Regions from separate parts of the Homo sapiens genome. Here regions 1, 3, 4, 5 and 6 are each linked to region 2. Evidence: read pairs that join two places in POLR2A ChIA-PET (ENCODE). Cell type or tissue: MCF 10A. All regions are shown on one strand. Region 1 has its middle 140 kb from the start of TP63. Region 2 has its middle 120 kb from the start of TPRG1-AS2. Region 3 has its middle 47 kb from the start of TP63. Region 4 overlaps TP63 (tumor protein p63). Region 5 overlaps TPRG1 (tumor protein p63 regulated 1). Region 6 has its middle 140 kb from the start of TP63.

Region 1 (4,000 bases), 130 kb before region 2:
GCACCGTCACTGGCATATAGTACTCACTCAATAAATATTAATTATTATTAATAATACACACAGATGACAAATATTTGCCATTGGCTATCTGTACTTAGTCAGGTAGTCCCCAAGTTTTGAAAAAACTGCTCTAAGGCTGAATATTTGAATATTTGATTTACTGAAACTGGAACAAAATGGGTATGTTCTAAGCTTACTGTGATTTTTTTTTTCCCTGTAGTTAAATAAGGAAGTAAGAATTTTTCTTTGAGGCATACCACTCTCACTTCTGGGCGAGTTCACTCTTTGGAATGTTCTGGCTATGCACAGGTAAGCACCTACTCTTTGACCTTTGGGGAGCCAATACTGGTGAAGAAATGTCAATGCAAAGTCCCCAGACCTGCCTTGACAGATTTTGCTTAATGAGTCATGCAAGTGGGGAGTGAAATCCACCTTCCTAAGATTTTCCCTTTCTATATTAAAAGTTTCTTTTAGGTCTCTGCTTGCAGTACTGAAGATCAGAGTTGGGGGTATCAGGCTAATCCTCAGGGAAAAGATCTGACAGGTGTGCCTCTGAAGAGCAGGCACTAACAGTGTGGGAAGGCAGGAGCCGCAGAGAGACACAGGCAGCCCTAACCCTCTCCTGATGTGATTTGCAGGTGGGCTCCAGGAAGCATTGTTGTCTAATATCCAATATTCAGTTTTCCCATTCTGGCTTTCCAATTTTCTTTTGCTATCTTCTTGTACTTGGTAAATGTTTTTGAACCTTGTGTTCAACATTTGGGGAATGGCAGAAGGGCCACGTCCATGATTAGAGGAATCCCTAAGGGGAGAGAACAAGTAGCTGATCAAAGTGGCCATGGAACCACAGAAGGTGGACCAAAAAGCAGACTTTACTCATAGTCTGGATAATCAGAACCTGTAAACATTTCCAAGAAATGTTCGGAAGTACTTCTGGAGGAGTAGATCTCCTGCAGCAATGTAGTTTGGGACATGCTTTATTATGTTTACAGGTTACAGAACAGGGTAATTTGGAAGGACAGAGAACTTGAGTAATTCTGCTCCTGGGTCTTATTTTTTCTGACCTTAAATATGTCCTCTTCACTCTGTAAGATCAGAGTTCTCCTCAGTAAAATGACAATCAATGTGCATTGCCTTTAGATACCACTTTACTCTTAATACTGTTGACTGCATTGCTTATTCAATCAGCCATTCGATCAAACACTTGTGTTTACCATGTTCAGGTACCAGAAAATACAAGAATGAGTAAGACATGGTCCTTGAACTCAATGGCCTTACATCTAAGGGAAAAGGACAAATGCACAAATAGATTATTTACATACAATGTAAATGTATACACAGGATGCTACGGAAACAAAAAGCAGAGGGGGAGTTTTGGGTTGAGGATACTAGATGTAGCTTCCCAGAGATGACACTGAAACTGATTCTCAAAGCTATGTCAGATTGTTCATTTGACTTGTGTACTCCCTCTCTTCAATTTCATAGAATAGAGTAAGTACAGAAAAGAGTTCTTTTTGCTAATTAGGGAAGAAGAGATTGCTAAGTAGTAGTAGCCATAGAAGTCACCTGTGGAGTAGGGAACCAGCATAGTGAAAGGCAACATGCTCATTTTCAGTAAGCTTGAGTTATTTTGACAGCCACTTACTTTGTCACATAGCCTTGGACAATGCAGACCACTGTGAACGTCATTTTCCTAATCAGTGAAAAGAAAATAATATCATTTCTTGCCTCCTCCAGAGGGTCATCTTGAGGAACAAATTAAGTGCTGAATATGGATGTGCTTTATAAGATATAAAGAGCTTTCTCATTAGTGGAGAATATGTTCTGAAGCATCTAGCCCTCCTTTAAAGTATGGGAAAATGGCTGGTGCAGGGAAGGACCCCTGCAGAGAAGCAGGCAGTGCTTCCCTGATTAAGCGTTCCTATCAATCTCCTGAACAAGTGGGAGATTGCAGTCCTGAGACGAGGATCCTGGAGGAGAAGATTTCCCCCCAAGCAGTTCCATAGACTTACGTGCCATGAGTGTGTATGTGGAAAACAGGATCAGCCGTGGGTGAAAGACAAGAAGGAAGGACAGTGTCAGCAAAGGTCTGAGTGTCATGCCTCAGTCACAAGGACAGCTGCCAGGGCTCAGAGGGCTGCAGAGCATAAGGACGACCGCTGGATTGAATTCGGACACATTCCTGAGGCTTTGCATCACATACCCAGGATGGTGGTCCTTGCTCATCTAAGCTCATTGCCCTACTCAGCCTCCCTGAATGTGTGCTTTCCAGGCTGTTGTATCTGCTTTCCTCCCAGAAAGGATTACTCATCTGTGCTCTCACAGCCATGCCGTCAACACCGGGGAGAGCTTCTGCTACCCTGCTGGGCCAGAGGATCTCCAGACCCATGGGTTATGAAACACAGGAACTCCACAGGCAGATTCCCTGGAAAGCGGACAGGGCTTGTGCAGCGTGTCCCTCACACCTCCAGTGTACCTAACACTTTACATCATGTTTGTACATAGAAAATCAGAAAGGCATGCGCAAGAGGGTGCTGGACCTTGAGTCATTCACCCTGAATCACCCGAAGGGAAGGGATATGAATTTATATGGTAACTACTAGTTGTTGGATGGAGTGCTAGGGTATGCTCCAAGACTCTTAAAATTTACCCTTTGTGCCATGCTTTGAGGTAGATATTTTAACACTATATTTCAGATGATGGAACAGAGACACAGAGAGGCTAGGTAACTTGTCTAGAGTCACTCAGTGATCAAGTGTTTAAACTAGAAATCCAGCCTGAATCATTGTCCCTGCAAAGCCCAAGCTCTCGGCCTCACCCTCATCTAGAAAATGATAGTGGTGGTCATGTCTCAGATCCCTTCTGTCTCCAAAGTGCTACCATCCTTTTAGCTATGTGCTCAAGGAGTAAATTATTTCATTTTTTGAAGTGTCAGGGCCATTTACATATTATTACCTGGTGTGCTCTCTTTTCTTGGTATATATTAGGTGTCTTAAAAAAAACTGTTAGATTGAATTGAATTTTCAAAGCTTCATATTTTTAGTCTTTAAAAGGATGATAATGTCCCCTGCATCAGCAGCTTCAAAGGTTGTTATGAGGCTCAAATGAAATCCGGTGTTTGGAAGCATGTTTTTTACATGTATTATTGTAGTATAATGCATGCATACTGATAGATACAACACATAACAATACTCAATTATTATAATAAAATGAACATCCAGCATCCAAATCAAGAAACAGAGTATTGCCAGAATGGGCAAAGTATTGCCAGATTCAGTTTCCTGAAGCCTCCTTGGGCCCCCTCCAGTCACTAGCCCCATAACCCAAGGATGACCAGTATCCTGACATCCAACAGCATAGGTCAATATTGCCTGTTTTTGTTCATAATTGAGTTGAATAATAAATATGCCCTTTTCTGTAGCTTCTTCTGCTCCACAGCTTGTTTGTGAGATTCATCTACATTTTTAAGTGTAATATTAGAATATTCTTTCTCATTGATGCATAATACTTCACTGTGGGACTATACCACAATTTATTTATACAGCCTATTGATGATAGAATTTTTAGTTTTTAAGATTTTTACTATTACCAGTAGTCCAGCTATAAACATTCTATGGATGCATTTTACTTGAATATATTCCTAGAAGTATACATATGTTTGACTTTTCCAAAGTAGTTGTATCAATTTAGACTGTGAAAGTTAAGAACATTTCTTCACCAAAAGCTACCACCAGGAGAATGAGGTGGCAACTCACAAGTGAGATAAAATATTACAATTAAATAATTTGACAAAGGACTTGTGTCCAAGATATGTAAAGAACTCTTGCAGCTAAATAAGAAAAAGACAGAACATCTTATAGAAAAATGGGTAAAATATTAGAATAGGCACTTCAAGAAGATAATATCTACAAGTCTAATAAACATGTGAATAGACAGTCAATGGATTTAGTCATTAATTAGATCCCACTTGTCAACTTTTGCTTTTGTTGTGATTGCTTTT
Region 2 (4,000 bases):
CTAGTTGTCTACGTGAAATGAGTTCTCATCATGTTGTTCTGTCAAAGTAGAACTCATGGTCTCATAAGTACACACCACTTTTTTCTCATGGTCTAATGAGTCCACATCACTTTTTTTTTCTTTTTTGAGACAGGATCTTACTCTGTTGTCCAGGCTGGAGTGCAGTGGCGCGATCACTGCTCACTGTAACCTCAACTTCCCTGGGTCAGGTGATTCTTCCACCTCAGCCTCCCAGGTAGCTGGGACTACAGGCGCATGCCACCATGGCAGGCTAATTTTTTTGTATTTTTTGTGGACACAGGGTTTAGCCATGTTACATAGGCTGGTCTTGAACTCTTGGGCTCAAGTGATCCACCTGCCTCAGCCCCCCAAAATGTTGGGATTACATCCATGTCACACTTTAAAATACATTTCAAAAATACAATATAAATAACTATGTTAAATTTAACACTTAATGGACATTGATTTTTTCTATAATGACAAAAGTCCTCTTTTTATAAGCAAGTTTTACAAATGCTGGGACTTCATATTCTTAATAATAAAACAAACAAAACATTTTTAAATAGCCAAAAGAGAAAGGAAGTATTTATAGTAACACAGTTCTTGAATTATTCAAATGCTAGTTGAACTGAAAAGTTTGCATTGATTTTCAATAGAAAGCAAAATTATTTTGCAGTTATTCCACTGGTGCCTTAAAATGTCAAAGATCCATTCTTTTACTTTTTTTCATATGTCCATATTTATTGGCCATCAAAACTCCATATGTCATGTGTTCATACACACGCACACACACACCCCCTTGGACATGCATGCTATCATAAAATGCCAAGATATAAATGCACAAGAACTAATCAAAAGCTAAAAATGCAGGAGCTGATTATCAACTCTCTTTTCTATTTATATAACCTTGGGCTTTTAACTTTTAACACATCTGGTCCTTGGTTTCCATGCCAACACAATGGATACAATACTCTCAACCCTGCTTCCTTTACTACATCACAGAATTTTTGTGAAGATGAAAAGGCATCATTTATATTGAATAGCTTTGAAAACTATATAGCATTTTACATCAGGCATTTTTATTATGGTTATAGTTATTTCCTTTTTTGATATTTTCCTGCTTCTTATAATGTGAACCTGCCATCGTACTGGAGATGTTGCTCTCTTTAACTGTTTTGATGACCAAGAAATCGATGACCATTTAACTTCAATGAATACAAAAATCTTTTTGTTATTATTATTTATTTTCTCAGTTTCTTGTAATTTGTTACTCTTGTGTCATTGTTTCAACAATTAAGCGTGCCAAGCAATAATCTTATTAAGAAGATTCAGTTATAATTGTGTATTAATTTATTAATGATTTAAAAAGTCCATTTTTCTTTTTATTCATCTTTCATTATGCTGTGAATTTTTGTTTTTCACTGAAAATATTATATTCAATATTTTAATCTGAATTTTTGTTCCTGCTATCCCATGCTGCAGCTTCCAGCACCTGATAGTAAACATAACACAGATATATATATATATATATATATATATATATATATATATATATATATATATATATGGAGAGAGAAAGAGAGAGAGAGTAAAGGAAGCAGGAACTACTAGGGGCCATCTTAGATGTCAGCCTGACACTCATCTTAACCCACTAAATTAGCAATCAGACATATACACATACAAAAGGTGAAATAATACCCAATGCCAAAAAAAATTAAAATTGTTTACTTATACAGCGTTAGCAACTGAGGAAGTCATTTCATCTCTCCGAGCCTCAGTTTCTTCTTAAAATGATAAGATTTATCTTATCATAACATATATAAAATATCATTTATCTTACTAAAATAGCTACTTTATATGCCTTACAGGTTACTGTGGGGAGTGATTATGACAATAACTATGAGTGCAACTGATAAACTGTAAAAAATGAGAGAATTTGTTGCGTGAATTTGTTGGCCCTGGTGGTATTGGCAGATAGACCTAAGCCGGGACTGGGGCTGGCATTCACAAGTCCATGAATCATCCTTCAAACCCTCAGCCATAAAGCAAAAGACAAGCCCGAGCTACTCTTTGATTTGTTGTGGTTTTGTGCTCTTTAAAGCCACACCCACCACATAAAGAAAGCAACAACTTACGAGAAATTTATTTAAAATGCTTGTTCTATTGAGTATAGCAACCTTAGGTCCAACCCTTTGATGATTGGCCCAGGTTGATTTTGTTAACAGCTTGCCTTGGGTTTGCAAAATTGCCCTTACGTGACCCCAGTGAGTCTTGATTCAGCCTCAAACTTTAATGAAGACAGAAACCTTACACATTAGGGCAGAGAGCCCTGTCCTTACCACCTCCAATCAGCACAGCTTGGGCTTCCAAAACTACACAAAAGATGTTAGTGTTTCATCAGTTTAACAAGCAGGCAGAGGCACCCAGATTTCACCCTGGATTCATTACCATAACCCAGCTTAAGAGCACAGAGACCACAAAGCTAATGCTGTGTGTGCTGCAGCAGGTAGTGCAGTAATCCTCAGCTCCTGGATCACTGTAGGGCCAGGGAAATGTTAAAAAGCACAAGGCCTCGGGTAGCTCTAGGGGAGCTGCTGGAATGTTGTTTATCTTCAGAGGGCAACAACTGGTCCAGTATTTCACAACAGGAAGGTCTGTCCTGGAGCTCAGACATTGAAGGCTTAGAGAAGCAAGGCCTGAAATAACCCCCCTTCCCCTCTGACTTCTATCTCCCCACCCTGCTGAACCCCCTCTCCTCCCAACACTTCAGATTTAAAAAAATAAAAGGCACAGCCAGGGCTACAACCTTGAAATAGATGTAGCTTTCTGGGTAGCTTGTAGTTAACTTAATACTGTAGCTGAGATGGGAGACCGCCTGATGCAACAGGACTTTAGGTGACAGGGAAGCCAGAAACGAAGGCCTTCTTTTATTGTCTTAACCCCTTGCTTCATAAAAATTACCCATTCTTATTCATCTGTGTTTTTAGTTTCAAAATTTTCTCTCTGAGCTCTTGTATGAAAGAAGGAACTGACTATGATTTAAATTCTAAAATAATAGGCAATGCCTAGTAACTTTAATTTAGCTCCATGTGATTTGAGGGAGTTAATTCAACAAAGTCCTAATAAATATTCCTATGATCGTGCACAATCAATTTATCTCTCCAAGACTCTGTGCAAACAGTCAGAGAAATGACAATAGCCTATATTTGGGCCCATAAACTGAGGCAGTTCTGTGAGCTCTGGGGATCCTCTCAATCTCCTTGGCAGAGAACGCTGGGAAAAATCTCAATGGTTGTATTCCTTAATGTGGTGGAATAAAATTGTTGCTGAGAAAGAAGTATTTATATACCAGACTATGGGGATGTTTCTGGGCTTTTGGGAGGTTATAATAGGGAAACAGGCGGGGCTCATGCCTATAATCCCAGCACTTTGGAAGGCAGAAGTGGGAGGATTGCTTAAGACCAGCCTGGACAACACAGGAAGACCTCATCTCTACAAAAAATAAAAAATTAGCCAGGTGTGGTACCACACACCCATAGTCCCAGCTACTCAGGAGGCTGAGGTGGAAGGGTCACTTGAGTCCAGGAGGTTGAGGCTGCAGTGAGCTATGATTCTGCCACTGCCCTCCAGCATGGGTCACAGAGTGAGATCCTGTCTCGAAAAAAAGAAATAGGTAAACATTGGTCTGTAACATTTATGATCAGTTCTTGCCACCTCAGCTGCTTTTGTACAACCGGCCTTAAGCTGGCTCTTCTTTCCTATAAAGAAGGGAGAAGGAAGAAAGCTGGATCCAATAAAAAATTTCTTTTTTCAGGACATGTCAGGATGAGGAAGCACTTTACCTGAAGACAGATAATGATTCTTCAAGAAAAATGTAACTACTTCATTCCAGACTCTGTCTTGGAAATATTTAACCCCTAGTGAGCACTCTAGCAGGTCATAGTACACCTACTTCTGCACAAACTGACAAATGAGGTTATTCACTTACTCAGCAGGCAAC
Region 3 (4,000 bases), 230 kb before region 2:
AAGCGCTTTCTAAACAGAACTATCTAACAATACGATAGGTCAGCTCAAATAGTAGAGAAATTGAGGCTAGGTCCATTGCTACGGATCCTGCTTTAGGGGAAATTTAGGCATCTGATTAACATTCCGGCTCAGTAGGTCCTTAAAATATAAAACTTTACTTCAGAACAAGATAACACCTTGAGACTTGGATTTGCTGTAGTCTTAAGACAAGTCTCATCTAACTAGGAGAATGACCCTAGACTAGAGACACAACTTTTAGTTTGTGCTCTAGGCTAAACAGTTTTGTAACTTTAAGCAATTTCTTTTCCTCCCTGGGCTTGGCTTTTCTTCTACAAAAGGCAGGGATATGTACTTAGATCATTGATTTTCAAACTTAAAATATTACCCGGAAGCATAAATAATTAAAATAAATTAATTAAGGAATACACTGTTGGTGGGAATATAAATTAGTACAGCCACTATGGAAAGCAGTATGGAGGTTCCTCAAAAACATTAAAAATAAAACTACCATATGATCCCAAATTGGACCCCACTTTCCACTCCTTGGCAATATCTTGGAACATCGCATTATAAGTTTGCCTTGTCATCTCAAAGGAACTCTGAGTTGCTTGTGACAGCATATTGAAACATGCTTGGGGTTGGTTAGGAATCATAACTTCTCCACTTGCTAACTGTGTGATCCTGAGAAAATGACTTACCTTCTTTGAGCCTCAGTTTCCTCATTTGTAAAATAATAATGGGTATGTATGCCAATTAAAAGGGGTTTGAGGGAAGATCAAATGAGATAATGTATGCTAAATGCCTGGTACAGAGGGAGTTTCATGAGTTAATAATTTTATCCATTCTTTCCTTTGCCCCAAAGGAAAGGCAATTCAAACACTTCTTAGGGGAAGCTCTCGATTTTTGTGACTTGGTTGTCGCTACTGCCTTTCTTCCCTTGATCCAGTCCTCATTCAGTATTTATAAACACTAAAATAGGAAAAAAGATTGGCTAAGTAAGAAGGAAAGAGCATTTTTTTTTCATTAGGAACACTTTAAAGAGTGTGTGTTTACATATCTGATCTAATTTGATCCTCACAACAACATCTTGTGGAAGATATTACTCTCTCTTACAGCTGAGAAAATGGAGACTAAGGATTCAGTGACTTGCCCAAAGTCACTTCACTAGCTGGAGAGAAACTAAGACTCAAAATTGCTCTGTCTTTATTTTGAAACTCAAGATTTTTGTGTTCTATGTTGTTGTTTAAGTGGATCCTTCTTGGTTTCTGCCCTTGGGAAAGTCTTAACGCTTCCTTTCAGTGTGAGTCTGGGGAAGAGGAGGTGAGATTTCACTCTAGATCAGAGAGGGCAAAGAGCAGCTAGGTCTGCCTTGTCCTTACAGGAACAGTTTCACCTGGTCTTCCCTCACCTGTGGGAACTCTTCCTTCTAGAGCTGCTCTGGAACACTAAAATGTATAGCCTTATCCCACAGGAATAACCATCTTCCTTGCTCATTGTCGCAGCCTGTGTCTGGGGTGTTAAACTCTCTTGCAAGGGAATTTTAACATTTTTTTCAACTTTGCCCTTGCTTGTCTTTAGAATGATCCACAGCTCATTGTCCGCCCCCTTATTTTTGGATTTTGCAAACACCCTAAGGCCTTTTGAGGAAGAGTCATGCTTCCTCGTGGGGTTGTCCCTGAAGTTCATTAAAGTCTGTTTCTCCTGGCACTGCAGTGATGATGTCCCCTATGCTTTTGGCTGAGACCCACAGATCTAGCCTGATCATTGAAATAAGCTGAAGCAATTCAGCAATCCCAAATATGGGAAGTCTGAGTATAGGAAAACCCATAAAACTTCTGATGCAATGGTTGCTGACAGATTTCACCTACCTTCCTTCTCTACACACCCAACTATCCACAACTCACCCTAATATGCAGTTCAGAGTCACACACGTGCTTCTGAAGGGAGAATTTGGCACCAGCTCTCCATTCCCTAGGGCATGGCTGGGGATTATGTTCAACAGATAACTCACCACTAAGGGTGCATTGTATGAAGACAACCATTTCAGGTAGGGCTGGTTTCTTCACTCAGGCTGAATTCATGACATAAGAACAGACTGCTGGCTTTTTTTTTTTTTTTTAATTATACTTTAAGTTCTAGGGTACATGTGCACAACGTGCAGGTTTGTTACATATGTATACATGTGCCATGTTTGTTTGCTGCACCCATTAACTCATCATTTACATTAGGTATATCTCCTAATGCTATCCCTCCCCTCTCCCCCCACCCCACGACAGGCCTCGGTGTGTGATGTTCCCCATCCTGTGTCCAAGTGTTCTCATTGTTTAATTCCCACCTATGAGTGAGAACATGCGGTGTTTGGTTTTCTGTCCTTGCGATAGTTTGCTCAGAATGATGGTTTCCAGCTTCATCCATGTCCCTACAAAGGACATGAATGAGCCTGAGTAGCTCAGTCAGTAGAGCTATTAGGCTTTTAGCATGAGGATCCAGGGTTCAAGACTGCTGGCTTCATGCTGGCCTTACCAGGAGCTCACTGACCTTCCTTCCTCTGTGTGATAGATAGAAATATGCCTAGGAGCTTTAGACAGCTGGTCACCATTAGCTTTTTCCTTGTTTTTGTTTTATCATGAAAAAAAAAAACGCCCTTGTAAATTAGTATTGAGACAAAAGCATAGATTTTTCCAGAGTCACCCCCTCGTTGAAAAGCTCTGATAACTGCACAGTAATAAGAAAATTTCAGGCAAAGAGCATGGCAGAACTAGCATCAAGCATGATTTTTTCCTGCCTGTCCAATATTCTCAGCTAAGTTGCAAAAACTAGAAGATTATCAGGAGTGTTGGGGCCATTGCCCTCTAACAAAAGGGGAGGTTGTGAAGTATTTTTACCTCTACGCTTCAGACAATATGGAAATGCGGATTTATTTCCTGGGTTTCTACTATTTGTCAGACCTTATGCAAGTGGTTTACACATTTGCTTTGTTTGATTGTTATGATAGCATAGTGAAGTAGATATTGTAATGACAATTTTCAGATGACGGAATTCAGCCTCCGAATACCCAAAAGTGGGTAAGTGGGAGTTGGGCTTCAAAACTTGCGCCCTCTGACCACAGAGCTTCATCATCTATTCCATGTAGAATAAGTAGCCATTGCATCTAGATTTCTAGTCCTTGCTAATCTGTTGCATTCCAGGTCCTTTGAAAGTCCTCGTAGTGAATTTATACTGAGCATGTATTTAGTGCCATCCACATATCCAGTACTTGAGAGGGTATAATAAAATTAAAAAGCAGCTGAGATCCTCTCCTTGGAAAATTTCAAAACTAACTACAGAGAAATACATGCAGCAAATTCATAAGGAGGTTTGGAATTGTACAGCGAGATAGCAGACTGGACCAGGGGGACATTCAGTGAGGGAGGGATGATTATGGCTCCCACGAAGTCTTCACTGAAATACTGGTTTCTGAAAGAGCGGAGCCTGTGCAGGGCAGAGAGCTGGGCCTGAAGAAGATTAAGGGTCAGCCTTATGCATCATTCAACTGTCTTTTCTCCACAGCAAAGAGAGATTTCTTTCCAAAGTCTTTATTTTAGAACGTGTGAAATCACAGAGATGGTGTGCGGGACACAGCCTAACTTCTCAACACAACAGACTCATCTACTCTCTAATACTTTAGAGACTAAGGTAGGCAGATTATAGAATGCAAGCTGGGTCTTTCATTCTGGCCCAGCTGTGTGACCCTGGCAAGTTCTTTGTCTTCACTAGTCTTCAGTTTCCCCAACAATTAAGGCAGGGGAGGTTTCAAAGGATAATCTGTGAGGTTGCTTCTGATGCTGGCACGCTATATGTCCTCTCTCAGATAACCCATGTTTCTAGGTATAGTGGAATGAGCACTAAAATGAGAGTCAGGAGCCAGTGATCCTAGGACTGACCCGATGCTACGTGTGTGATCTTGGATAATTGTTTTTCAGTTTCTGAGTTTCAGTTTTCCCATCTATAAAATGAACAA
Region 4 (4,000 bases), 440 kb before region 2:
TTCCCTTTGCTGATGCTTATTTCTTCACCTAAAATCCTCATTCCTTCTTATATTTCTAGAACTTGGAAATTTCCATCTGTCCTTCCAAGTGCAGCTTCATCTTACATATGCATATAGACTTTCTTGATCTTCCTACATCATGGACTCTCTTTCCCTTTGATGCTTTATATTATCTTGCTCACACACTTAAAATCTCTCCTGTATTATAATTGCATGCATACTTAGCTCATTCCCCCAAAGAACTATAAACTTCTTAGTGTAGGAATTATTTCTTAATTATTTTTAGATCCTATATACCATTTTACATATAATTGATGCTCAGTAAACATTTTTTTAAGAGTCAGTCAGTTCTTCTTCTAACCTGTTTCTCTTTCTCAATACTACTTTTCATGAATATTGTCAACATAGAACTTAATCAAAAAGTATAAGTAAAAATTATAAAATGTTTAGAGTGGTGGCCCATTAATAAGCCACATTTCACTATTTTCTTGGGCCCACAAATTGTGTCCTTAAGATTAGGAATAAGATTTAAAACTTAACTTTTGAATCAAATGTTTCACCTTGACACTTGAATCCATGCTCTTCCAGACCCAAAATGTAGTACTCTATTGGATACCATTTGTAGGTTCCACTAAATTGGCACTGGACAATAATGCTATATTAGTCAACTGACATTTTCCTCAACATACATCTAAAGAAAATTGAGCGCCCACTTGGGTTTAACAATTTTTTATCTTCAAAATAGTAAAACTTATAAATTATGGAAATCATCAAGTTGTTTTTCACAGAAGTATCTTTTTGTTACCTGTATTCATTCTATTTGTTGACATAAAACAATTAGAAATTTAAAAATATTCAAGGGGAGAGAAAAGTTATACTAGGAAGGAAGGATTTTTACCTGTGCCCCTCTATTCTACCAGCTCAGATTCCACCCAGAGCAATCATATGCACATCAAAGAAAACCAGGGTGTATTTGTGGTAACATATTTCTCAACTGTTTGATCCAAATCCCTTTTTAAAATCTCATGACATTAGATATATACTCCCTTTATAGCAGAACGCAGAATCTAAATTCTGTCCATAGTCATTGAGGAATGTTTTAGCAACTTTGCATTCAGAAAATGTACGTATAATGAAAAAGAAACCAATATTTTTTTGGTTGCTCTAGAAAATGTAGACATCCATTGATGCTTTCTGCTGTACGTGTGACATGCTGTTGAGAATCACTGCTCTTCTAAAAAGCAAACCAAACCAAACACGGTTTTCCTTATCGAGGTAAAGGATAAGTGATTTATTGTCTCAAAATCTTTTTTTTTCCAGTAGTAGTGAAGGAAGGTATGATCTGTGATCTGTGATCTAAGATGTCTTTCTCCTAGTTCCCTCTGGGCTCGAGGACAACCAACTGTAAAACAAGTAGTGCAATCTATGGCAACAGCATGGAGTGAGGAATACGACCTGGCTGACACTAATTAAAAATGCAGCTTCTGCTTCTCACCCACTGTGCTTTTTCCTATGATGCTAACTAGCTCAGAAGTACAACATGGGACAGCTTAATACATTTATTAACTATCAATAGAAAACTCACACCCATATCTTTTAAATGGTTGAGTCAGTAGAAATAGTACTAGGACAGGACAGATTTTTTTCCCTAGACCAAGCAGACAAAGAAGTCAATTAAGTGAGAATGACCTGGACTACAGGGAGTTTACACTGCTGTCTCCACACTTTTTTTCTTGCATTCAACTGGCTTTGTACAACTGTTCTTCATGGAAACTGTTTTGGAGCATCTACTATGAATCATCCCATCTCTCCTTGGTATTAAAAAGAAAGTGGCTGAGTAAAGGGAACACGATCGTATACATATAGCTCTCTCAACTACAGAAAGAAAAATCATTAACCCTGATTTGTAAAATGAGGTGTTTCCATATATGAACCTTGATTTCCCATTTAGTTCGAAAATACTGTAACCCATTTACCAAAGTGTCTTTCCTTCATCATCTAAAACCCCGGATGAGGAATTTTAGTAAATATCTCTTTCTAAGAAGGAGTTTGAGATCCTCCCCACTCACACACATACACACTTACACCACACACACAGCCCAGTTTTGTTTTGTTTTGTTTTGCCAGAAAGTTGAAGTTAAAACTTGATCTGTGAAGAAGTTCCTTTATTTTGACCCTCTCTATCTCCAAGTCTGAGACCATTCCCAGAGGCTCTGTCTTTCCTAGTCTGGCACTGGGGAGTGGAGCTTGCTTGCGGCCTCTCCGCTGTACCCAAGGGTAGAGCCTTCAGCCTTGCCTGTTATATCCTGCTTGTGTTCTCCTCCCTTCCGGACCATTTCCTGTTAATTAGCAGCTCCCCCAAATCCAAATCTGCTAAGGGTTGGGGAAGAATTCAAAAGTTGTGGGAAAAGGAATAGAGAAGGAACAGTGTTCTTATATAGTTTTTGAGTTATCAACTCAAAGAAATTGCTAGCAAATTAAACTATAAATTTATTTGAAGTCAAAGAATGGATTATAGTTTTTAAATAATTTTCACTCTTACAGGGAGTTTTATGCCTTTTTCATTTTTAATCTACCCAATGTTTAACAATTCTTGTGTAATAATAGTAGATTGCTTTTTCTGTATTGACAGTTACTAATAAACATAAATCCCTATACATTATAACTTTTATATTAAATTCATGGTTCTCAGAGCCATGTGGTGCCAGGCATTTCATATACTCAGATGTAGCACTGAATTTTAACAGAGGACTAGATATGAAAGCATAATCCTGTACAGAAAGAAAGTTGTTCGTACGTAATAGAATGGAAGTCAAGCCATGAAATTATAACCTAATACATGCACTGGTGGAAGGATATGAAAGTCATGCAGGCAACATGCAAAAAGACATAGAAAGGTAGGGAAGTGCAGCCATGTTTTTTACAGATATTTTTTGTCGACCTTAGCAGCATTCCAATAGAAAACAGACAAGGGATGCCTTTTGTAGCTCTTGATTACATATTTACCTAGAGTTGTGAAAAACTAAAACCTGTGTATAAAACTATTTTCTTTCATAAGCATGCCATATTCTCACATACAATATGACTCTTTTGCCTCCATAAAAGGAAATAATTTCTACAAATATCCTCTAATCACAACATTAATGCAATTGCTTTCTTTCACGACATTATATTTAACCTAAAATTAATCATTTCTTGCCACTTTACATCAACCTTGTGCTTCACTTAGAGATATCAATGAACAGACTTTTGCTTCTCCCATTTGACTTACAAGATCCTAGGCGGCTTATAAATACTGTGTGTGAAATAGTTCATGAATAAAGACAAACAAACTCAGGTATGACATGATGGACAGATCATTTTCTGAATGATTAAAACTGGACAAAATTGGATCCAATAGAATCAAGAAGATCTTAAAAGCTAATCCTATTTAAAAACAAATTGGTAACATTTTAAGCTAACTTTCAATATAACTGCAAAACAAGAAACTCAAGTTTCTCTACTGAGGACAAGCAAGCCTGCTTGAATGTTTTAAAGAAAAATAGGCACTTCCTTTTCCTTCTTTAGATAACTCGATATTTCCCCTGTTGTATTTACACAGTTCAGGAGTCTAGACAATAGCGTGGTCAATACGATAGCACAGGCCCTGCTTCGCAGCCCTCTGCTCTACTCTTCCTCTTGCGGTCTGCACCGGAATACTATGCATTTTGTTTTGATTTTTAAGGAGCTCAATTTGAGTACTCTAGTCCACTTTTCCAAGCACTCACCTGCAAGCATTTTTATCTGAAACACCGAACTCTCTCTCTCCACAACACTCCCCACCACAACCCAATCTGATTAGTGTCAACACAGCTGCCCCATTCTGAGGAATGTAAACTAATATTGTTGTTAGACCTCCCTCAACCTTAGGAAACTTCCTCAAAGCCTTACAGTCTCTTCAGGATTTTTTTTTTTATCCCTTTGCACAGGTTTAAATACCTAAGACAAACTTGCTGAGAAG
Region 5 (4,000 bases), 55 kb after region 2:
TTTGCCTAAAGCTCTAAAAGATTCTTGACTGCTAAGTTTATTGGTTCTTATGTCAGCTGTCTCCTCCATCACCATCAGGCTGCCATTTCTTGCTGCTATCAACATTCCTGACTTTAGCTGCTCTTTTTCTAATTTGTTTTTTCGAAACTTCTATTGACAGGGAAACTAGGAACATACTGTTATTGGGGTGATGGGCAAATGATAAAAATACCCTCTTTCTCAGGCCATTTATTCTAAGGAAAATGCAACAAGTTATTAGAAAAAGCTGTGTTTTCTCAGATGCCATTTAAATGGAAAGCTAATCCAATGAAGTTGACAATAAATAACTTTCGAACAAAGGAGAAGAAACTGGATGCTACTTTAAGTTGTGAGCATCTAAATGGCCTATTTGGAGTCCATGTCTGTCAGAAAGAAACAAATGTCATCCTAGGATTAAAAGTGATAACTTTCTTTCCACTGATGAGGATGACATGAAATGTTGTCATTGCTAGAGTCATACTTCGGCAGACACTGGCATTGTCATATTCTGTACACGGAGCCTCACACCCTGATCCATCCTTCAAACCTTTTAGGGTATAACTCCCTCAATAATGAATAATTAATTTAAGTGGGAACATTTTAAGTAAATCCTTCATAGAAATCCTCCATGAAGTCCAGGGAAATTGCTCCGGATACAATTGTGATGAGGATTCAGAAGAAGGAACAATCTCTCATAGTTAAAGGTATCAAAAAAGGCTTCATTCATTCAATACGTCTTTACTGATCTTTGACTTTGTACCAAGTGCATGCAAGGACCTCGAAAGATATAAAACAAGCCTTCCATAAACTCAGAGCAGCCTAATGATTTTATAACTATGGGGCCTTTTAGCTGGGGTTTGATGGATATAAGGCTTTTGATGAGAAAATAGCATTAAGTACTTTGAAGACAGGAAATCATAAGAACAAAGATCCACATAAGAAAAATTGTATGTGTGCTATGTGCCATAATTTGTATATTTGTGGTGACTGTATTTATGTCCAGTTGAGCTACATGTGAGCAAGCAGGGTGAAGTCAGACAGTCCAGAAGAAATCTACAGAAATTGGTAGAGGTTGCAGGGGAGGGTGCTGTGATTAAACAGAAAAGTGCATGGTCCAGAGCAGTCTAATCCTAACATGGAAGCTAGTGAGGAGTCACTGAGGAGTCAGTAGGGTGTGGTTTAATTAACTGAAAAAATTTGTCTCTAATTGCCAGATGCAAAACTAGAGAACGAAGAGGCATAGTGTGTTCAGAGGTGAATGGAACCCGTGGCTAAGCTGGATGCCCTCCTTGGTCTCCAGGCCAAGAGTGGGGCTGGGCCTTGCTATCTGTCAGCCTCCTGCTGGGTGTCATTAAGAAGACTAGAGGCAAACACAAAAGAGGATAAAATCAAAGATTGGGTGGTAATGGTGATAATGGCAGAAGAAGAAAAAAAATGGAGGAAAACATTATATGAAATATAACCTTTATCTTCAACAGATTCAATGATGGTTGCCACTTCACTGAGTAGCAGGTTTACCAATCTTGCTGCACCTTAATTTTCTGTTAAGTGGAATTAGTTGTATTTTTCTCAAAAACATACTATAAAGTGTTAAATGTAATTTAAAATGTGAAGCCTCTAACAGTGCCTACTAGGCATTCAATATTTGCTAGCTGGAAAGTGTCTTACAGAACACAAACTTTTTTTTTTTTTTTTTTTTTTTTTTTTGAGATGGAGTCTCACTCTGTCACCCAGGCTGGAGTGCAGTGGCAGGATCTTGGCTCACTGCAACCTCTCCCTCCCAGGTTCAAGTGATTCTCCTGCCTCAGCCTCTTGAGTAGCTGGGACTACAGGCGTGTGACACCACGTCTGGCTAATTTTTTTTGTATTTTTAGTAGAGACAGGGTTTCACTGTGTTAGCCAGGATAGTCTCGATCTCCCAACCTCATGATCCGCCTGCCTCAGCCTCCCAAAGTGCTGGGATTACAGGCATGAGCCACCGTGCCCAGCACACAAACATTTTATCATCCATTATCTCATTGTTCTTCATAAATTGTTGATACCTGAAAATTAGAAAGGAATTATGAAAATTCTAAAGGCACAGAACTAGTGAGAGCCAGGATTTACAACCAGATATTTCTGACCCAGAGATAGAACTCTGACCTGGATTTCCGGTCAAGAGCCATGAGCTCTACTAGTAAAGTAGGAATATTGAGGATATCTGAGGGCTGGTTAACAAAGGGGACATTTATTGGCATTGCTGGCAGAAGTTGCCTACTCCCAACAGTGCTCAGATTCTAGGTCTGGACCAGGAATATGTCTTCAGTGATGGAAGTGAAAAGCCAGATGCAGGGATCTGGAGCTTATCTGGTCTAGCTCTGGTTCTTCTTCCTACAAACAGCAAAGCAAATCTGGCAAGAGGAAGAGTAAAATCTTAAGAAGGATAACATTAAGCCTGCTTTCTTTCCAGTTCATTACCCTGGCACTAAACCTGAGTGGGAAGCATATAACAGGATTGAAAAAGACACAATAGAACTTTAACACTATTGACACAACTCTTTTTCTTCTTTTGAAAATTCTTACTTTCTGTAATGAGCATGTATTATTTTTACATGGAAATGATAACCTGCATATTTAAGATGTGTCATCTGTCTTAAGAGCGAGGCCTAAATTGTTCCAGGCAATGCGCTAAGACATCTACATACATTATGTCTAGTTCTTACCATGAGCTCACAAGATAGTTTTATAATCTCTATTTTACAGATGAGGAAAGTTAGGTCTAAAGACATTAAGTAGTAGGTGCTAGATCAGGCACTAGATTTTAGGTCTCTTGATTCCATATCCCCTGATAATCCCATGGTATCCTATGGCTATACAGGACAATGAAGAAAAGAAGCATTTATGCCAACCAATTGTTTGCTTTCCCAGTAAGCATACACGAAGATAATCATTATAGAGTTCACTTTTTTATGTGTGGTCTCTCTTCACCTAAATTAATCTGCTCTCTACCTTGCTCCATAGTGTCACTCCAACCAGCTCAGAAAACTAAAGTGGCTTCCAGTTGCCTACCAAATTCAGAAACACTTTCTCAGCCAGATACACAACCTTTTGAGTAGAATTCTAGCATGCATTTCCAATATCCAAAACCACAACCCCTCACAGCTCCAACCAAACCATTCCACTTCCTGAGCCTGTCTTAAAACATTTGTGATAACTTCATCAATATGAAATTATTCTATATACTAATGTTACATCATCAAATGAACTGTGAGCTGATCAAGAATAGGGTCGATGTCTAAATCATGTTCATGGCCCCCATGATATCCATTTTGCAGTTCATGGTCAAATCGGTTGGACATGAGTAGACCCATGATCTTTACTGTAAAAAAAAAAAAAAAAATACACAACTCAAAATAAAACAAAAATGCCCATTCCTCAGAGCAGAGTGATCTGACTCCAGCTGTTTTTATTTTTCATTAGTCTATATTTCTGAGTTGTTCTGTTTAAAAATGAGATTTTAAAGTGTTTCCTGTTTGTTTGAGGGAGATGAGAGAAATCCTTCATCAATTTTGAGGGGTATGTAACAGATATTTCGAGAAATGCCCAGGATAGAAAGAGTTATACGTTTGCATGCATATAGTATACGGCTTGCTTTGAAAGTGTTTTGCCGCAGATGCTGGCATGTCACATCTATATTGAAGGCTTTCCGTGCCAAGAGGTTGCCAGGTAGACAGAGGAAAGAGCTTCTCTTACAAAGCTACCAAGAAAAATGCTACACAATAAAGGAAACATTTTGAGGCAACTCCCTTCATTATGAATTGGTACATTTGGCAAATCACTGGCCTCAGGTTTGTGTAAATTTTTGTCTCTCCTCTTAAAAGGAAGTACTTTTGAGCACCCTAAAAAAACAAGTTTCAGCATGCACAGAATAACTAAGTAAAAAAAAAAAAATTCTCAGAAAAAAAAAAAACCCATTTTTCTAAATCTCCTGTTTCCATTTCCT
Region 6 (4,000 bases), 140 kb before region 2:
TGAGTGCCACATTTTTAGTTTATAACAACAAGGATGGCTATTACAGAGATACAAGTGCACGGCCCAATTTAAGGCTTTTGTGGAAAGCATCACTGCCATCTAACATGCCAAGAAGATATCATTTGTACAGAACCTGCTAGCTATTTTAGAGAAGATGAATAAAGACAAATTAATGCCAGTAAACTGTGCTTCGCATCTCTAAAATGATATGAATGAAAGGAAAGCTTCCTTTTGGTAGTGATTGTTAAACACAGAGACTATCAGTTCCCCTCCACAACATCACTCCTCTCTCAGCGCCCCCTCCACAGCATCAGTCCTCTCTCAGCCCTTTCCACTTCTGCTTTGTGGAGACAGAAGTGCTTCTATAATGTCTCTGCCTCATATCTCTCACTTGGGAGCCAAAATAATATTTTTGCAACACAGGCTGTATGGTGTTGTAAGTTTTGACATGAATGTAAAACACTCCATCCCCTAGGATAGTAGAACAAGGCTGACAAGGTCGGCTTCACCACAGATTGGAGTCCTTCCCCATCCCACAATCCCACATTCTTCAGGGTACAATTGAGTTGTCACTTTTCTAAAGCATCCCAGGCCCAATTCAGACAAATCCCATCTCTGAATAGCTCTATCTCTTTTTGTTGTTGTTGTTTTGTATTAAGTTCTTTGCTTATAAAATTGTTAAAGCCCGAAGGGCAGAAACTATGTCTTTTTTGTTTTTGTATCCTGCAAAGCATCTAATGGAGTGCCTGATCAAGCAAGTGGTTACATTTACTGAATAAATTAATGAATGAGTGAACGAAGAACAAATTACCTTTTTTTTTTTTTTGCAACTAAATATAAGAAAGACTTGGACATAACTGCTTTTCCTCAGAGAAAAGTTTCTGACCTCAAATAATAATATCAGTAAGGAAGATTGAAGTTAGGTTGTGGCGAAATATAATGAAGCTTCAATTATTAAGAGATAAGAAATTATATCACACCAATGGGCAACCTTCATGTCTTCAAATGTGTGCTATATTCTGCTGGTTTCTGGTGTCCTATCCAAAGCTAGTCTTATAAATTCAGCTGGCTAGGCTTTCAAAGAACTGAAAAACAGAATTTGAAGTCAGATAAACTTTTTGATAGTGAAATCATAAAAAATGGTTGCTGTTCTTCAAAATGGTCATTTCTTTTCTCATCTCTCAGAGTGTTTGGGAAGCACGGCATCCTCAGGGTTACAGTAGAAAATCCAAGGTACAGAGATGAACACAATTAAGTCTATGGAGTGAGTGAGTGACTAGTGGAGAAGCAATATGAAAGCAGGGATTTGGCATTAAACTTGCATTATGATATCTTGACTAAGCCAGTCTTTCAGCTGCCTCCTCTGTAGAGCAAGAATATTCATCTGTTTTCTTTAAGCTTTGTAAGAACAATCTAAGAAGGAGGCTTTAGACCTCTCCCCAAATTCAAAATCTCTACAAGAGCTTATGACTTTGAAACCTGTCCTTGGGATTTTGAGATATATCTCTCATATATGTGAGATCTGACTTATCCAAGAAGTATTTTAATCTAGGCTAAAATATTTTGAGTCAAAATAATAACCTCCTAATTTTACAAAAGCTCCTTATACTTATTTAAACTCCATTAAATGAATTGCATATTTATGGATTCTTTATAAAAAAAAAAAGTCACTGAGTTGGAGTGAAGAAAGTGAGGCCAAAAATTAGGCCCAACTGGTATGTTCTCTCAGGACTGCTGTTAGTGGAGCTGGAAGAAGAATCCACATAGTCCAAGGCTGAAGATCAAAATTTATTGCAGTTTCAAATAACAGTGTTATCAACTCCATTTATTCATCAAATACATTTATTTATCATTTTTCCATTTCTCAATTCATTGCTATTTGGTTTTATCTTTATTGAATCCTTCTTCCTACTCTTCTCAAGTTCATTTTATTGGTGTCTTTCTAACTCATTTCCAGGCTTGGTTACTTTCTTTCTTGATTTGTAATGAAAGCATTAATAAGCTGTCTTTGAGTGTAGTCTTGGCTTTGAAGCATGAATAAATAATTATAGTCAGGCATGAATGACTGATGACATATCTATATGATGTAATATTATGCAACACTTAATATACTTTTAAATGATTTTTATCACAAGCAAAAAAAAGAAACACTTCCCAATTAGTTGTTAAGCAGAAACGAAAAGGTTTTAAACCATGTTATACCATGTTATTCTAATTTCTAAATGTATTTTTATGTATAAAATATGCTTGAAGGATACTCATCAGTGTTTATCTCCAAATTATGGCCTTATAGCCTAATTTTGTTTCCTTCCTTGTGCCTTAATATTTTCAATTTTAGAAAACATAATTTACTATTATAAGAAAAAATAATATTTTTTAAATTTTAAGAAAAAATAAAGGTTTATATTCAATTTTCTATCATTTTTCTGAAAGATTAAAGCGATTTATTAGCATGCATGGAAAATGCATGTGATATGACATGGTCTAAAACCCACTACTGGCCAGGCGCGGTGGCTCACGCCTGGAATCCCAGCACTCTGGGAGGTCGAGATGGGTGGATCACGAGGTCAAGAGATCAAGACCATCCTAGCTAACACGGTGAAACCCTGTCTCTACTAAAAATACAAAACATTAGCCGGGCGTGGTGGCGGGCGCCTCCAGTCCCAGCTACTCGGGAGGCTGAGGCAGGAGAATGGCGTGAACCCAGGAGGCGGAGCTTGCAGTGAGCCGAGACGGCGCCACTGCACTCCAGCCTGGGTGACACAGCGAGAGACTCCATCTCAAAAACAACACAACACAACACAAAACAAAACAAAACAAAAAAACCCCACTACTAAATGTGCATTATGATCTCAACTCTGCAAAAATATGAATTCACACACAAAATTATACAGAAAAAAGCAAGAATGTAAATAGAAAAAAAATAAACCACTGTGTTCCTAAATAAAGAATTGTGGATTAATTTTTTTCTTCAGTATTTTTCCAACTTTCTGCAATAAGATACAATGAATTGTATAAGAAGTAAACAAGAAATAGATACTACTAATTATAAAGACGTAGGCCCCAAGGATTGTACATGCCCACCTCGCCTCTAGGCTGGTCAAAGAGAATTCCAGCTGCCTTCCTTGTCTCTTTTCTTGCCTGTCTCCAGTTCAATCATTTATATTGCTGATAGGTTCTTAAGTCACTTTCTAATCACAGTGCTCCCGGAATCAGAACTCTTCAAAAATTTTTCACTGCCTATGAAATAGTTTGAAATTTTTGACGTGAGCAACCAGGCTCACTATTTGTATCCCCTGAATGTGTGCCTATGTTTGACATTCAGGTCAAACAACATCAAATTCAACTTGCCACTTGCAAAGACTTGAGTCCTACCGTTTTTCCCTTTGTAACGAAACCATTCTTCACTTGTCATATATCAAAATGTAATCAAAATTTCCCAGATGCTTCCTTATTGCCTCAGCTGGAATAACAACTTGCCCATATCTTTTAATGGCCCTTATATCATACTGCCTTCAATTATAATTATTCACATTATTGTTACATATGAAGTATCAAAATAAATCATTTTTAGGAGAATTCTCTACATGCATTTTGTATTTTCCCATTAGTTCTCTTCAAAGTACTGGGTCTTATCCAGCTCTATGGGCTCACAATCACCTCCATGGCGAGAGCTTGTATAGCTCAGGTGTTTAGCAAGATAGGTTTGAAAAGAATTATTCAATAAGGCTTTAAGTCATGATGCTATGATATCCTAGAAACCTAATCGTTGATTTTGTTTTTTGATTGTTGGTTGTTTTTGTTTGTCTTTATTTTTTAACTTAATTCTTTTTAAAATGTCCATAGGTTATTGGGGAACAGTGGGTGCTTGGTTACATGAATAAGTTCTTTAGTGGTGATTTGTGAGATTTTAGTGCACCCGTCACCCAAGCAGTATACACTGTACCCAATTTCTATTCTTCCATCCCTCATCTCCCTCGCACTCCCCCTCCCCAAAGTC

Evidence for each region. Peaks named below come from ENCODE experiments on the same cell type or tissue, not always from the same donor. Only the 100,000 strongest peaks of a DNase experiment are listed, where the experiment ranks them.
Region 1: POLR2A ChIA-PET joins it to region 2 with 13 read pairs; 4 of 35 experiments call an interaction of 5 or more read pairs at or near these places.
Region 3: POLR2A ChIA-PET joins it to region 2 with 12 read pairs; 2 of 35 experiments call an interaction of 5 or more read pairs at or near these places.
Region 4: POLR2A ChIA-PET joins it to region 2 with 15 read pairs; 2 of 35 experiments call an interaction of 5 or more read pairs at or near these places.
Region 5: POLR2A ChIA-PET joins it to region 2 with 37 read pairs; 7 of 35 experiments call an interaction of 5 or more read pairs at or near these places.
Region 6: POLR2A ChIA-PET joins it to region 2 with 12 read pairs; 3 of 35 experiments call an interaction of 5 or more read pairs at or near these places.

What each region holds. Positions count from the first base shown.
Region 1 is chr3:189,486,861-189,490,860 of GRCh38, reverse strand. No RefSeq gene overlaps it. Among named protein-coding and RNA genes, the nearest start is that of TP63, 140 kb to the left of the region's middle. In MCF 10A, no CTCF peak of the experiment used is centred here; a DNase peak (open chromatin) is centred at 2,410.
Region 2 is chr3:189,354,141-189,358,140 of GRCh38, reverse strand. No RefSeq gene overlaps it. Among named protein-coding and RNA genes, the nearest start is that of TPRG1-AS2, 120 kb to the right of the region's middle. In MCF 10A, no CTCF peak of the experiment used is centred here; DNase peaks (open chromatin) are centred at 2,050 and 2,600.
Region 3 is chr3:189,582,752-189,586,751 of GRCh38, reverse strand. No RefSeq gene overlaps it. Among named protein-coding and RNA genes, the nearest start is that of TP63, 47 kb to the left of the region's middle. In MCF 10A, no CTCF peak of the experiment used is centred here; a DNase peak (open chromatin) is centred at 1,931.
Region 4 is chr3:189,790,539-189,794,538 of GRCh38, reverse strand. All of the region lies in intron 3 of TP63 (tumor protein p63), which reads right to left. Among named protein-coding and RNA genes, the nearest start is that of MIR944, 37 kb to the left of the region's middle. In MCF 10A, no CTCF peak of the experiment used is centred here; a DNase peak (open chromatin) is centred at 2,288.
Region 5 is chr3:189,299,024-189,303,023 of GRCh38, reverse strand. The region is part of intron 4 of TPRG1 (tumor protein p63 regulated 1); the gene reads right to left. Among named protein-coding and RNA genes, the nearest start is that of TPRG1-AS2, 60 kb to the right of the region's middle. In MCF 10A, no CTCF peak of the experiment used is centred here; no DNase peak of the experiment used is centred here.
Region 6 is chr3:189,492,905-189,496,904 of GRCh38, reverse strand. No RefSeq gene overlaps it. Among named protein-coding and RNA genes, the nearest start is that of TP63, 140 kb to the left of the region's middle. In MCF 10A, no CTCF peak of the experiment used is centred here; no DNase peak of the experiment used is centred here.